Regions from separate parts of the Homo sapiens genome. Here region 1 is linked to region 2. Evidence: chromatin loops called from intact Hi-C (ENCODE). Cell type or tissue: heart left ventricle. All regions are shown on one strand.

Region 1 (8,000 bases), 280 kb before region 2:
GTTCTCTCTAACTCCTCATTTGTCTTCAGTGTATTTCAGCTCCTCACCTCTCTCTCTTCCTCCCTTCTCTGATCCTGGAATTCTTCTCACTCCCTGGGCCTTTGATCTGGCTGTTTCCCCTCCCTAGGTTGCCTTCTCAGTCTCATCCAGACTCCTGGATGACCTCAGGCTTCCTGAAAGGCCAGCCCAGCTTTCATTGCATTCTAAAGGCTCCTAGAAACACCCTCCTGCCCCTGAGACCCTCAGCGGTGAAGGCTAAGCACAGGGCTGGGCACACAGGGGCCCTGGGTGAGGTTGCACAGGCAGGCTCAGGGAAATCCCTTGCTTTGGGCTGGCCTGATATGGTGTTACCTGGTCCTTTCTGCTTATCAGAGGCTGATTGGCAGTTTTAGGTGGCTTTTGGTTAATATCGATGGGGAAGAAAACCTCCAAATCATTTATTTATTTATTTATTTTGAGGCGGAGTCTCCCTCTGTCACCCAGGCCGGAGTACAGTGGCACAATCTTGGCTCACAGCAACCTCTGCCTCCTGGGCTCAAGTGATTCTCCTGCCTCAGCCTCCCAAGTAGCTGGGATTATAGGTGCCCGCCACCATGCCCAGCTAATTTTTGTATTTTTAGTAGAGATGGGGTTTCACCATGTTGGCCAGGCTGGTCTTGAACTCCTGACCTCAAGTGATCTGCCCTCCTCGGCCTCCCAAAGTGCTGGGATTACAGGCATGAACCATTGCGCCTGGCCCCAGATCATTGATTTAATCAAAGTATTTTTGTTTGTTTGCTTTGCAGAGGCAGAATCTTTGGCGGTATGGGGAAATAATTCGACGGATCCTGGGGCTAGGAGCTGGGAAGTGTTGCCCCAGGTGGCCCTTCTTCAGGGGAAGGCCCTCTCTGCTGTGCTAGTCTGCAGGGCCCTCCTCTGGAGGTCCACCCTCTTTCTAGCCTGGCTCACACTGCATCCCAATTGTGTTCTGAGGGGCTTCCAGGGAAGGAGGGAGCTCAGGGGATCTCTGGATGGGGCGCCTGAATGAGGAGGGGAGCAGGGCAATCCTGGGTCTCCCAGGCCCACAGACATAACTGAGTGCAGGGGACCTCTTCGCAGGTTCTCCTGAAGCTGAGAGGCTCCAGGAAGGCAGGGCCTCCAGGGGTGGAGCAGAAGCTGGGGAGCTGATCACATCAGGGTGTGGACCCACCCGTGTAGGGCTTTCCCTGCTGCCTGTTCAGAGGAGGGGGCTTGCTCCTGTCCTGCAGCCTGTCCTCCAGCACCCGCTCCATCTTCTCGATCACCTGGAGAGCAGAGCAGAGGCTGGGCTGGCCCAGGGGCTCCCTACTCTGCCATCATCAGTTGGCCTCGGGGGCAGCCCCTCTGCCACCTGCCTTCTCTTGGTGCCGCACAGTCTCCTCCAGCGCCTTCATCTTCTGCAGCTTGCCCTGGTACTGCTTCAGCAGAGCGGCCTGTGGCTGCTGGGCCTGATACAGAAGGAGCAGCTCCTTCTCTCGATCATTCTTCTGTGAGATGGGGGAGGAGAGAAGGGGAGAGAATGGGTGCCTGGGAGTCCACCTTGGCCCTGAGGGTCCACCTCGGCCCCTCTGCTGAATCCTCCACCAGGCTGGTCCCCCTTTCTTCCGTGCTTCCATTCCCTCTGTGCCTGTTCTCCCTTCTCCTCCCAGACTCTTCTCACCCCGATGCTCCCCCACCATAGCTCCCTCCCCTCTGCCCCCACAAGCCCCAGCTCACTCGAATCAGCTCATTCTGCAAATGCTGCACCCTGTCCCTCAGTTTCTTCATATCCAGCTCACTCAGCAGCAGTTTCTGCTTCATGGACACTGTTAGGTGGGTTGGGGAGCTGGCTCAGGGAGGAAGCCTCTCCCAGCTCAAATCAGCATGGTCAGTAGCAGGAAGGCAGATATCCCTTGGCCCGAGGGCTTGGGACGGGACTGGATTCTCTGTTTCCCATCCCTGAGAGGACCCAGCTGGGCAGGGACTGTGTGAGTGTCTGTGGGCGAGGGGCTCCTATTTGCCAGAGTCCAGCAGCATGCACATCTGGGAGAAGCTCCCAGCCACCCTATTGCACAACCTGGAGCCTGGGCCCAGGCAGAAGCCCGGGTGCCCTTGGTGGCCTGCACATCCTCACCCGTGTTCTGGGCCTCACTGGCTTTGCCCTGCCCCTCTTCCTCCTCCTGCTGGGCCAGGCGGCTCCTCAGTATGCGGTTCTCTCCTTCCAGGATGCTGGCCTGTCTCCGCAGAGACAGGATGTCCTCTGCCATCTTCTGCATGGCCCGCCGGTAGTTGTTCATCTCCTGTGGATCCCAGAGCCCAGAGCTGAGCCCACTGCCCCATAGCAACCCTGGTCCCACATCCACATCTACACTTGAAAGTCAGTGGGTCCCCCACAAGGCCAGTGAGCACCAGGAGCCCCAAGCCATGGCCCTAAGTCTTAGCAGCTCCCTGGAAGGGTGGTTATGACTTGATCCTCACCCATCCTGGCCATGTGAGGGCAGCCACACTAATGTTCTCTCCCCGGGGCCACATCACGTCCTGTGATACCAACTCAGGGGGAAACCCCAGGTGTGGACACAGGGGAGGAGGCCTATGGGCAATGGAGACTTGAGAAGATCCAGGGCCAGGTTTGCAGGGTCTGGCTCGATCATAGCTATTTCTTCACCTTTTCCCTCCTCCTTCCCCATCTTCTAACTCCTCTCATTCCTCACGTCACTGAGAACCCAGGGAAGAACCTCTCAGAAATCCCACTGGATGCCACTTGGAAGGTGACTGGGCATCAGCCCTCCAAACAGCTCAGTAGTCAGAGGACCCAAGGTCACCCTGGGAGACCCAGGTTAGAGCTTAGTGGAGGCTGGGATCCAGCTACAGGATGTGGGGTATGAGGTGGGGCTGGGGGCTGGAGTCAGCCATGAGGTCAGGAACAACAGCAATCCTAATGTCTGATGCTCATTGAGCATTCACTGTGTTCCAGGTCTTCTTCTAAGCTTTTTATGTGCCCTCCCTCAGTCCTCTCATCAGACCTGCGTGGATAGGTACTATTATCTCCGTTATACCAATGCGGAAACCAAGGCCCAGAGAGGTGAGTAACTTGCTCAGTTACAAGACTGATTAGTGATAGAGCCAGGGTCTGAAATCCAGGCCTGCAGGGACTTGAGCCTCTGTTCTGAAGAGCCGTGCAATTCTGCCATGAGGCCTCCATATGTGGACACTTCACAATACGCTGAGAAGTGATAAAAGCAGGCTACAAAAAGGAATGATCAGTGCAATCCCCAATCGAGAGAAAAAATCATGCCTGCCCATGTGCATGTATATATATATATATATGAAAATTAATAGGCTATATTTATATGCATTTGTTTTATAAGCAGAAATTCCCTACTGTTATTTATAAAGTTTCACAAAGGGAGTTTCTTAAATCTGAACAGCACAAAATAGAAAAGGATCGTGCAGTGGCACCATCATAGCTCACTGCAACCTCGATGTGAAGCCAGAGAGGTCTGGATGGAGGAACAGCAGGTGGGAGCTGGGATGGGGGAGGAAATGGGCATGGGGAAGTGAGTTTGCTCCTGCGTTTGCTGAGCCCCTGTGGCTGTGGGCTTCCTGAAGCTGTGGGAGGCTGTGTACATACGGGTGGGGACTCACACCTCCAGGAAGCAGAGCTCGGCCCCCAGCAACCACCTGGGCCTCATGCTGACTGCGGATATGGCCTGCCTTCTCAGCCACTGCCTCCCACCTGCTGCATGGCAGGCCATGGCTTCGAGAGCAGGGGTCTCCTGGCAGCAGGGGCCCACCAGACACCACTTGTCACCTGCCACTGTCTAGCCTTCTGGTTGGGCTCCCTCTAATTGCACCAGTGCCAGGTTCATCTCTCCAGCACTTGCCCCTGTTGAGTTCCAGGTCTTGGCTCCTCCAGATCTGCCCATCTGGTGTCCTCGGACAGCATTGTTAATGGAGAGACTCTGTCTAGAGACCACACACACACAGGGCTTTGCAGTCAGGCCCAGATCAGCAGGCCAGCTTGGCCACTCACATGCAGTGTGAGTTCAGCCAGGCCCCTTCACCTTTCTGAGCCTCAGAGTCCTCACACGGAGATGCCTGGTGTTGCTGTGAGGCTCAAGAGTTGGTGCGTGAAGCCCCTGCCCAGGCAGGTATAATTTGGAGGCTGCTGCTCTCCTCCACACCCATTTCTATTCTAATCACTGCTTTAATCAACAGGTCAGACCCCTTCCTCTTCCTCCTTGCTGCCCCCAGAGCTCCCAGGCCCTTCCTTTGCTGTGCTCTAAATCTTCAGTTTATGGCAGCCCATTACTGATGGGGGACTGACCAAAGGAAGCACACGATATTTTGGCAAAGGAAATTTGGCCCCTTCTTTCTTTGCCCAGCCTGGTTCAAGCTCTTAGCATATCTGCCCTGGACAATTACAGCAGCATCCAAATGGGTTTTCTTGGCTTCCAGCGAAACACGCACACACACATCCAGGAAAATGCATGCAGGGATGCTCACTGCAGCACAGCTTGTGGTCTTATATGAGGGCATGCTCAGTCTCTGCACCACAGGCTGTGGTCACAAAGGATGACCCAGATTTTATTATACTGACACACAGAGATGGCCACGCTCTATTGTGAAAGGAAAGTGCATGTGGCAAATTAATACGATCCTGTCCATAACCGGGTTGTGAGCATGCTCATGGAGTGAGTCCTGGGGGAGGGGGCTGCCAGTTCCTCAGCCCACCCCATGGGTCTGATCACCCCCTCTTCTCATTCAGAGGGTCATTTTTTCTAAGACCCTCCTGTTCTCCAACTCAGCTGTTTTGGGGCATGAGCAGAGCTCTGTTATTTTTATTTTTGTTTTGTGACGGAGTCTCACTCCATCACCCAGGCTGGAGTGCAGTGGCACAATCTTGGCTCTCTGCAAACTCTGCCTCCCAGGTTCAAGCCATTCTCTGGCCTCAGCCTCCCAAGTAGCTGGGACTACAGGCGTGCACCACCACGCCCAGCTAATTTTTGTCTTTTTAGTAGAGATGGAGTTTCACCATGTTGGTCAGGCTAGTCTCGAACTCCTGACCTCAGGTAATCTGCCCGCCTCAGCCTCCCAAAGTGCTGAGATTAGAGGAATGAGCCACCGCACCTGGCCCAGAGCTCTGTTATTAACACCTCGCTTTGACAGACAAAGAAAGCTGGGGCCCAGAGCGAGGAAGGAGATGGAGGGAGAGCATGGCTTCTGGTGAGGCCGCGTCCCTGTCTCAGTCAGACGGTCCCTGCTGGACTCCACTCCTCGGAGACTAGTCCTATAGGCCTCCACAGGTGCCTATCCCCCTCCCCCACCAAGCCTGGCTGCTCTCTGAGAGAGAGGGCTCCCCCAGGGCATGGAGAGGGATCTCGGCCCTGGCTTACCCCTCAGTCTGTATGCTCTCTTCCCTCTACATCTGTGGGAAACTGAAGGACCTGCTTTCCCTCCTCGGCTTCCCCCACCCGCACAGCAGTGACCTTGAGCAGCACAGCTGGTCTGGGAGGACACTGCCTGCAGATGAGCAGCCCTGACCACTCCCTACAGCCTGGAGCTGGGCCTCCCCAACCCCCAGGGCCATGCTCTGCGTCACAGCCCAGCCTTGAGAACAGGAAGGACACCATGGCCCAGATTCCTGTTGTGGTCCTGCTGACTCCCCTGCTCCAATCCCTCCCCTCCAGCCCCCTCCCCACTTTCCAGTCTGCTGGGGGAGGGTCAGGCACCAGCCACTTCCCTGTCTTGTCCCTAGGCTTAGCCTCCTCTAGAAGGACTGACTCCAAAGCCATTGTGCCTAAGGCTAGTGCCCACTGCATTCTCCTCACCCATTGACACTGCGCTTTCCCCATCCAAGACCCAGCTATCAGATCCTGCCCAGGTGAGAAATGTCAGGTGTCCTTGGGTTTGAATTGCCCCACTGCCACTGAGCGCTGGTGGCCTTTGCTGCACCGACACCTTCGCTTTGGCTCTGGAAGGGAGGCTGTTCTCTGAGCCTTAGCGTCCTCATCCGTGGAATGGGAAAATCACCCCACCCCAAGGGGGGTTGCTGTGGAGAGAGAGGGGGCATGAACAGTGCCAGCCCAGGCTCTGGCACACAGGGTGCCTGGCAACAGCATCTCTTTTTCCTCCACCACCTTCTGAGTGCTTTCTTGTTTTCCAAGATGGAGACTTACTCTGTCACCCAGGCTAGAGTGCAGTGGCATGATCATAGCTCACTGCAACCTCGAACTTCTGGGCTCAAGTGGTCCTCCTGACTCAGCCTCCCAAGTAGCTGGGACTACAGGTGTGTGCCACCATGCCTGGCTAATTTTTAAATTTTTTGTAAAGATGGGGCCTTGCTATGTTGCCCAGGCTGGTCTTGAACTCCTAGCCTCAAGAGATCCTCCTACCTTGACCTCCCAAAGTGCTGGGATTATAGGCATGAGCCATTCTGCCTGCCGTCGCACTTTTAATGGTTCTTATTATAACCCTGGGCAGTGGGCACAGAAGATATGATGATGTGACTACTTTCATTGTATAGAAACTGAGGACCAGTTCCCACGAAGGAGGAGGAATGGCGATTGTCTTTGTTTTTATGCTGGGAGTGGGGAGAAGGAGGAGCTGGGTTAGGGAGGGTGTGTTGGGGGTAAGGTACCTGCAGGGCCTTGGGTGCAGGAGGCCTAAAGAGGGTAATGCTTAACCCTTACCCACCCCCCGCAAAAAAATAAGAAGTGCTTCTGGCAGAATCTGAGGCACTGCATCCAATGACACCTGTGGCTACTTAGGGTCCTTATAAACTCATTGTAAAATGGGGAAGCTGAGATTGGAAGTAGTGTTCCCAAGGTCACAGAGACTCAGTGTAAAGGCTACATTGGAAGCAGCACAGTCATCAGCAGTTGCTGAAGGCCATGTCCACACTGGGGCCATGGAGCCCAGACCAGCCCAGACCGTCCCTGCTTGTGATGGTCTCCCATCTACACCAAGGAGATGGCAGTGACATCTGTGACAGAGGAGAGCTTACAGGAGTCTCTTTTCCTAGCCCCAGGTCTAGGAAGCCTTCCTGGAGGTGGTGATAGCCTGAGCTCACTCTAGGAGGGTGAGCAGGTGTTACCCGGGGTAGGGGAGAGGGCTCTTGGGCAGAGGAGACACTGTGGCAAAGGCAGGGAGGAGAGAGAGTGTATGATCAGGAACAAAGTCGGTGACTTCCTGGAGGGCAGAGTGCTGGTTGGGGAGTAAGTAGGGGTGTGGCCAATCTCAGGAGCTTGGATTCCATCCTGCAGGCCAGTGAAGGGCCTAAGCTGGAGGGGGTTTGTGGCAAGATGCCTCAGGCCACCAAGATGGACAGAGAAATGAATGGAGGCCCAGAGCAGGGAGCCAGGGACCCTTGCTGGGTGGAGGCAGACCAAGGAGGACTCAGCATGACAGAGTGAAGTGAACAACGAAGAGGAGGGTTGGGGATGGCAGAGCAGGAGGTTGGCAGGGGGCTAGGGTCTTTGGGTGGAGGAGGTGCATGCCTGTAGTGTGGAGGAGGAGGAGGTGGGGGAGGAGGGGGAGGAGTGGGAGAAGTCTGGGGCCTTTTGGTAGAGGTGCATGCCTGGAGTGGGAAGGAGGAAGAGGGGAGAAGGAGGAGGTGGGGGATGAGGAGAGGAGGAGCTGGGGTCTTTGGGTGGAGGAGGCGCAGGTCTGGAGTGGGAAGGAGGGGGAGCTGGGTTGGGGGAGGAGCGTGTTAGGGGTGAGGTACCTGCAGGGCCTCAGGTGCAGGAGGCCAGCAGTGGCTGATGGTGATCAAGCCTGGAGTGAATCCTGGTGGGGGACAGGTGGCAGGACAGCCCTGGTTCCATTGGAGCCTTGGGAAGGGAGCAGATTTTCAGCGTCTGGCAACTGTGGAGTGAGGAGGGGGTTCAAGGACAAGGGGTGGTAGGAGAGGAGCTCTCAGGACTAGCGCAATTGCCAGAGAGGTAGGAGGAAAAGCGGCGAGAGCAGGCTGGCAAGAGGGCTTCAAAAGGAGGACAACCACC
Region 2 (8,000 bases):
ATCTAAAATGTGGGAATGACAATAATAGTGTCTATTTCACAGAGCTGTTTTGAGGAAAATAATATATGTAAAGCACTGTGAACAGCAGTCAGTGCTATATAAGTGTTTGCTCTAGTTATTTTAACATTTCAGATGATAAATATCTACCCTGTTATTCAGATGACAAGCGTCCCTAAGCTGATAACATGATGAAGAGCTTTTGGGTTTCTTAATTTCCATCAGTTTTGTGAGGGAAAAAATACCACATGAAGAAGAGCAACTGAAGCAGGCGTGAGGAGGAAACTTGGCTTAAGATTGGGGGGCTTGGGGTTATTAGGCTTTCATCTTCTAAAATGTCCTAAGCTCCACTGATAAGAAGACGCTTAGTATCAATCTAGCTAAAAAGGACCAATAGGCCCCAAAAGACACTGAGTTAGAGACAAAAATAGAAGGGTAATAAATGAAATATGGAAAACTACACAACCAGAAAAATAAACAGCTACCAGTACCCAAAACGTGGCTAAATCTCACAGGATTCTGTTGAATGAAAGAAGCCAGCCACAAACGCGCACATACTGAATGATCCCATTTATATGAAGTTCAAGAACAGGCAAAACTAATCCATGGTGACAGAGGTCAGGATCCTGGTTAACTGTGAGGGGACAGCAACTGAGAAGGGGCAAGAGGGAGCCCTCTGTGCTGATGGGAACATCCTGTATCTTGAGCTGAGTGTTGGTTACATGAGTGTGCACATATGTAAATACTATTGAGTTGACTGGGCGTGGTGACTCACACCTGTAATCCCAGCACTTTGGGAGGCCTAGGCAGGTGGATCACTTGAGGTCAGGAGTTCAAGACCAGCCTGGTCAACATGGTGAAACCCCATCTCTACTACCATACAAAAATTAGCCAGGCGTGGTGGCAGGCGCCTATAATCCCAGCTACTCAGGAGGCTGAGGCTGGAGAATCACTTGAACCCGGGAGGCAGAGGTTGCAGTGAGCCAAGATCTTGCCACTGCACTCCAGTCTGGGCAACAGAGCAAGACTCCATCTCAAAAACAAAAAACAAACCAAAAAACGATAGTACAAAGTTGTAACTTTAGGTATATGCACCTCACTGTATGTAAGATACTGTCTTAGTCCATTTGTGGTGTTATAACAAAATATCTGAGACTGGGTAACGGGTAAAGAAAAAAAATGTGTTTCTCACAGTTTTGGTGTCTGAGAAGTCCAAGATCAAGGGGCCAGCAGGCTTGTAGTCTCGCAAGGGCTGCTCCTGCTTCCAAGATGGCACCTTGAACAGTGTCCTAACATGGTGGAAAGGACAGAAAAACAAAAGAAAACAGAGCTAGGTAGTTCCCTCAAGCCCTTTCATAAGGTCACTAACCCCATTCATGAGGGGGCTCCTCCCTTACAGCTTAGTCATCTCCTAGACTCCACCTCTTAATTCTATCACATTGGGGATTAAGTTCCAGTATGAATTTTAAAGGAGACACAATCATTCCAACCATAGCAAATATGCTTTACTAAAAAAAAAAAAAAAAAAAAAAAAAAAAAAGGAATACCTTGTCTCTAAACATAATATTTTAAGAGTTTATATATTTATAGCCCAATTTTCCACTTGCTTAATGACGACGAGTGTCATTCTTAGCTGAGAAAAGTTTCAGTAAATTATTTTTCTCACATTATCTATTAATATCTTATTCAGATAAAACCAAATTTCTAACCTGGATTTTAGGTTAAGACAGGAACCATAGTCATTTGTTGCAATGTGAGAATGACAAGAGAGAGATATTAACTAGCAGAATCCAACTATAAAACTAAATTTAACGGCACAGTTCTCTACTAATGACTCCCCTAGACAAATCATTACTTGGATATCAATGAATCAACTAAAAATGGACGTGAAAACAGTTCGAGTCCTTTTTGCAATGGATGGATGTTTTCAAGACTATTAAGTGAAGAGGGTTCAGAAACAAGGGGATAAATGGCATGCTAATTTGGGGTTGAATGGAGTAATGAGATGATCTTGGAAATACAAGAATCCTGCTTAATGGGACTTGTCTACTTGCAATTCAATAAACCAATATACGTAAATTAAAAGAGACGAAGGAAATGAGCACTCAGAACAAAATTACAGGAATAGGGCCGGGCACAGTGGCTCATGCCTGTAATCCCAGCACTTTAGTAAGCTGAGGCGGGCAAATCACCTGAGGTCAGGAGTTTCTGACCAGCCTGGCCAACGTGGTGAAGCCCCGTCTCTACTAAAAATACAAAAATTAACCAGGCATGGTGGCGCGTGCCTATAGTACCAGATACTTGGGAGGCTGAGGCAGGAGAATGGCATAAAACCAGGAGGCAGAGCTTGCAGTGAGCCGAGATTGCACCATTGCACTCCAGCCTGCACGACAGAGCGAGACTCCGTCTCAAAAAAAAAAAAAAATTACAGGAATACATTTAGCAAAGAGGCACCAAAATTGAGATAAGAGCCACTGTCCCACCTGTGACATCTTCTGACATCTTTCATTCTTGAGTCATGGGGGTTGCAAGCCAGGGAACAGAGTCTTCTGCCTGGAAGCTAAAACCAGGTTTTGGGGTAGGTTCAGAGAGACTGTTCAGACTGAATATGCATGTTGCCAGGTCAAAAATATCCCGATTGCAAGAGCATTTGCAAAGACAATGGTGCTCAGGGAAAGATAATGCTGTGTGTTTAAAAGGGAAAAAAATTAAAAGAATGGAAACAAAGAAGAAAAAGTGACCGGAGGGTAGGGTGACCATATGTTCTGGTTTGCAAGGTACAGCTAAAGTTATGTCTGCTGTCCTCGTGCAATTATTATAGTGCCCCTTTCACTCTCTTAAGTGTCTGGATTTGGATGATAAAGCATATGATCACCCTACCAAAGACAGGAAGTTAGCCAGAAGACCCATGTATCCATTTTAAACGGTGCGGCCTGATCTGTAGTCACGCTCATGCTGCTGCGCAGCTGAGCGCTCTGCACCACCTCTGCCTCGCCCTACCACGCCCTGCCTGGGTCTCCTGGAAGGCTGGAGCGGAACCCACGATCCTGCGCTGCTCTGGTGCCACCTGCAGGTTACATGGGGGAACTGCTTCTCCACCACCCCCACCCCCCTCTACCCCCACCCTCCTCCACCCCCACCCCACTATCCTCCACGCCGCCTCCCCACCCCACCCCAACCCTCGACAGCCATGGACTTGGCCAAAAGACATTCAGAGCAAGTGAAGCCCTGCCTGGGGAGTTGGCTGGAGCCAACAAAAGCCCGCGTTACACAATCAGACCAGCCCACTTTAAACTAACAAAGCCAAGCTCCTCTTCCTACCCACTCCTGTCCTGTCTCATTTTGTAGATGGTAAACTGAAGCCTAATTCAGAATTTTCATTGGCATTGTGTCCAGAAATGGTGGGTTCTTGGTCTCACTGACTTAAAGAATAAAGCCACAGACCCTCGCGGTGTGTGTTACAGTTACACGCCTCGCGGCGTGTCCAGAGTTTGTTCCTTCTGGTGGTGGGCGTTTGTTCTTTCTGGGGGGTTCGTGGTCTTGCTGGCTCAGGAATGAAGCTGCAGACATTTGCCGTGAGTGCTACAACTCTTAAGGTGGTGCTTCTGGACTTGTTCCTTTCTCCAGGGGGGTTGGTGGTCTCGCTGGCTTCCGAAGTGAAGCTGCAGACCTTCGCCGTGAGCCTTACAGCTCATAAAGTCACCGTGAACTGAAAAAGCAAGCGGTAACAAGATTTATTTCAAAGACCAAAAAAAACAAACCCCCACAACGTCAAAGGGAATCTAAGCATCATTGCCACTGCTGGCTGGGGCGGGGGGGGGCGGGGGGGGCAGCCTGCTTTTATTCTCTTACCTGGCCCTACCCACATCCTGCTGATTGGTCCATTTTACAGAGAGCTGATTGGTCCGTTTTGACAGGGTGCTGATTGGTGTGTTTACAATCCCTGAGCTAGACACAAAAGTTCTCTATGTCCCCACTAGATTAGCTAGATACAGAGTGTGGATTGGTGTATTTACAAACCCTGAGCTAGACACAGAGTGCTGATTGGTGCATTTACAAACCTTGAGCTAGATACAGAGTGCCGATTGGTGCATTCACAATCCCTTAGCTAGACATAAAGGTTCTCCAAGCCCCCACCAGAGTAACTAGATACAGAGTGCCCATTGGTGCATTCACAAACCCTGAGCTAGACACAGCGTGCTGATTGGTGTGTTTACAAACCTTGAGCTAGAGACAGGGTGCTGATTGGTGTATTTACAATCCCTTAGCTAGACATAAAGATTCTCCAAGTCCCCACCAGACTTAGGAGCCCAGCTGGCTTCACCCAGTGGATCCCGCACGGGGGCCGCAGGTGGAGCTGCCTGCCAGTCCCGCGCCGTGCGCAGGCACTCCTCAGCCCTTGGGTGGTCGATGGGACTGGGTGCCATGGAGCAGGGGGTGGCGCTCGTCCTGGAGGCTCCGGCCGCACAGGAGCCCATAGCGGGGCGGTGGGGGGAGGCTCAGGCGTGGAGGGCTGCAGGTCCAGATCCCTGCCCCGCGGGGAGGCAGCTAAGGCCTGGCGAGAAGTCGAGCACAGCAGCTGCTGGCCCAGGTGCTAAGCCCCTCACTTGCGGGGGGCTGGCGGGGCCCGCTGGCCGCTCCCAGTGCTGGGCCTGCGGACCATGCCCACCCGGAACTCGCGCTGGCCCACAAGCGCCGCGCGCAGCCCCGGTTCCTGCCTGCGCCTCTCCCTCCACACCTCCCCGCAAGCTGAGGGAGCCGGCTCTGGCCTCGGCCAGCCCAGGAAGGGGCTCCCACCATGCAGTGGCGGGCTGAAGGGCTCCTCAAGTGCCGCCAAAGTGGGAGCCAAGGCAGGGGAGGCCCGAGAGCGAGCCAGGGCTGCCAGCAGGCTGTCACCTCTCAGTAGGATTGTGAAGCATACAGCTGGAGCTTCCCAGGTGACATTCCCCACATCTGTCTTTCCCCTAACACTTTAGGGTAGTGGGGAAGCAAGAGAGCTTAAGCTTACTAAGCTCCTACCGTGTACTGGCCAGAGTGGGCACTTTTCTTTCCAGCCTTGCAATTGATGGGAAATAGGTGATTGTACAAATAGGATACAGGATCAGAGTGGGCTGGCGATGTGCTCACAGTCTCTCAGCTGAAACTGGAATCCAGGAGTCTTTGACTCTAAAGCTAGTGCTCGTTTTGGGTCTCCAGCTTAAGCAATAGTTGCAAAATGCAAAGAGCACCATGAAAATCTAATATTGATCCATGTAAGACTGTATTGCAAACAGAAACATGGAGTGACTTCGTGGGGGGTGACGGCGAGATGGGGAGATTATCTCAGGTCTATGTAACCTGGGAAGTCTCCGAGAAAAATGAATGAAGCATGACTAAGTGCAATTTGTCTGATAAACAAAATCTGTCAGAACGTGGGGCTTTGTGGGTCCTGAGTGAAGGTGAACCCATAGTGCTGGATATTTGCTAAGGTGTTCTTTATAAAATCACTCAGGGCCTCAGTGCCTCCACCTTCTTCATGACCCTAGGTCCACTTGCCTCGGCCTCCCAAAGTGCTGGGATTACAGGCATGAGCCACTGCGCCCAGCTGGTTGGTCTGACTTACTGTGCAATCAATCCACCCTGGGGTCGGCCAGGGCTTTAAGGCTCTAGAACTGTAGGAGATAGTCAGTGCTCCTGAATTCCACCCCCAGGCCTTCTGCACTCAGTCTGAGAGGAATGATTTCAGGAAATCAGACAAGCAACACAGGATTTCACAATATCTCATACTTGTCTGACTGGCTAGCATTTTGGAAAATTTCTGCGGTTAGCTAGCTAGCTTTTGTAATGTGCTTGGCTATCAAGTTTGGGATATTTATAATATTTATAAACTGAATTTAGCACAGTCCAGGCAGCTGGTCTTAGTTTAAGGAAGTTCCTTGAGCCAAGAATGAAGGAATTTTCCCCTCACTTGACAGCAAATGCATTTTGTAAGGGTGAACAGAGACGTCCAAACTTCCTGTTTTTTGTTTTTGTTTGTTTGGTTGTTTCATTTTGTTTTTGTTTGTTTGCTTTTAGTATGGGGAGAATCTGTTGAAATTCTAGACTCTTCTCTCAACAGAGTCTCCACAGGTATTTGCTTTATTCAGGTCCAGCGGGTCTGGAGCTGACATCTGGATTCAGAGACAAAAATAAGTGACGGTACTGGCCCCATTCCTCCCCTAGCCCCAGGCTCAGCCTGTGCCTGTGCCTGGGACCAGGACCAAGGCCACTACAGGCGAGTGTGTTCTCAGAAACCTGGATCTCCATTCCCTTCCATCTCCCTCCATCTGGCCCACCTAGTCTCCACCCACATAGAGGTGCAGCCCGCATCCCACCCACTCCTTCCCGTGACCACTTCTTACCTACATTGTAACGGGGTGGGGCCTTACCCTAAATCATGCATTCTCAACAGAGGCATTATCACCCCACAGAGGATGAAAAGGCAGGGGAGGAAGGGCAGTTGACCATCTTGGCTATTACCATGGTTTCTGACCCTCCAAAGGCTCACAGTCCATACATATGTCCATGTAAGGAAGAAGTAAAACCATCTCTATTCGCAGATGATGCGATCTTGTATCTAGAAAATCCTATGGAATGTACAGTGTATCTATGGTATTAAAATTTCATACAGGGAGGCACAATTGGGAAAAGATGCTAAAAATGCTCCTTAAGAGGACAATAATAATAATTATAAAAAGGTCCAGAAACACTGCCCTAAATGAAAAAATTAAAATGAAAGTTCAAGCACAGGGATGAGAAGGTGGGGGTAGCTTCCAGAGACCTGCCTTCTGCATCACCTGAGACTGACAACTCAGGAGAGCACAGAAAGGAGAGAAGGAGAGACCAGGCAGCCTGTCCCCCAACACGTGGCCATGCGCTCCATGATGTAGGCCACAGATGGTGCCAGTCTAGACACAGGCTCCCCGCAGGCAAATCCCAGCTCTGCCACATACAAGTTTAATGACCCTGACGAGGTACTCAGCCTTGCTGCCCTGCTGTGCTCCTCTGTAGGAGGAAGATGGGCTGTAACCACATAGGACAGTTGGGAAGATTAAAGGTTACTTGTGCTAAATGGTGAAATCGTGTCTGGTACCCAGTTGTCTTACCTGGTTGTCCCATGCTCTCCCTCCTGGGCAGGATTGCCCACTCCTCAGTCCCTCCAATCCGATTGGTGTACATTGACCTTGTTGGAGTTGTGAGCTCAGGCAGAGCCCCTGCCAGGTGCTTCTAGAAGAGGATTTGGGGGAAAAGGCAGATTGAACTTGGGGTGCCTATTAGGGGGTCGAGAAGCTCCTGCCCATCTGTTCACAGTTCCATGGACTTTTCAGTTACTAAAGTCACAAAGACTTGTGGCCTGAAGAGTGACTTTAACTCCATTTCTAACTAAATTCCTAACTCACCCCAATTCTAACTCAATTCCTAATTCCTAAGGTTTATTCTCAACCTTAAGCACCAAATGTGCCCCTCCATCTGATCTAATCCCAAATCCTAACCTGGGGCCTCCCCTGAACTTTAGCTCTAACCCTCACCCCGATTCTAAGCCCACCCCATCCTTACCCCAGTTCTAACTTGGGCCCTATCCTTAGCTGTGGAGCTCACCCTAAGTCCACTGGTAACCCAGTATTTCCCCAAATTAACAGGCCATTCACTTCCACAGTCATAAGTTTTCCTCTACCTGTGTCCCTTCCGAGTGTGGAGTTACTTACTATTTGTCCTAAGTGGATCTTTAAAGAATTCCACTTCAGCATCATTCTGAGCAACTAGATCCCAGAAATCACAATTTTTTTTTTTTTTTGAGATGGTGTCTCACTCTGTTGCCCAGGCTGGAGTGCAGTGGCACAATCTCAGCTCACTGCAGCCTCTGCCTCCCGGGTTCAAACAATTCTCCTGCCTCAGCCTCCCGAGTAGCTGGGCCTACAGGTGCACACCACCACACCCGGTTAATTTTTTGTATTTTTAGTAGAGAGAGGGTTTCACTGTGTTAG

Evidence for each region. Peaks named below come from ENCODE experiments on the same cell type or tissue, not always from the same donor. Only the 100,000 strongest peaks of a DNase experiment are listed, where the experiment ranks them.
Region 1: it touches region 2 in a loop (4-fold over the local background); 45 of 110 quality-filtered maps call a loop at or near these places.

The regions. Positions count from the first base shown.
Region 1 is chr15:74,324,486-74,332,485 of GRCh38, reverse strand. CCDC33 (coiled-coil domain containing 33) reads right to left here. Exons shown (of 19, transcript NM_025055.5): 12 at 2,132-2,297; 13 at 1,735-1,823; 14 at 1,374-1,505; 15 at 1,190-1,283. Among named protein-coding and RNA genes, the nearest start is that of CCDC33-AS1, 8.8 kb to the right of the region's middle. RefSeq lists an enhancer at 3,797-4,298. In heart left ventricle, no CTCF peak of the experiment used is centred here; no DNase peak of the experiment used is centred here.
Region 2 is chr15:74,049,265-74,057,264 of GRCh38, reverse strand. No RefSeq gene overlaps it. Among named protein-coding and RNA genes, the nearest start is that of GOLGA6A, 29 kb to the left of the region's middle. In heart left ventricle, a CTCF peak has its summit at 3,027 (motif pointing left); DNase peaks (open chromatin) are centred at 3,024, 4,565, 5,624 and 6,281; H3K4me3 peaks cover 261 bases; H3K27ac peaks cover 3,626 bases.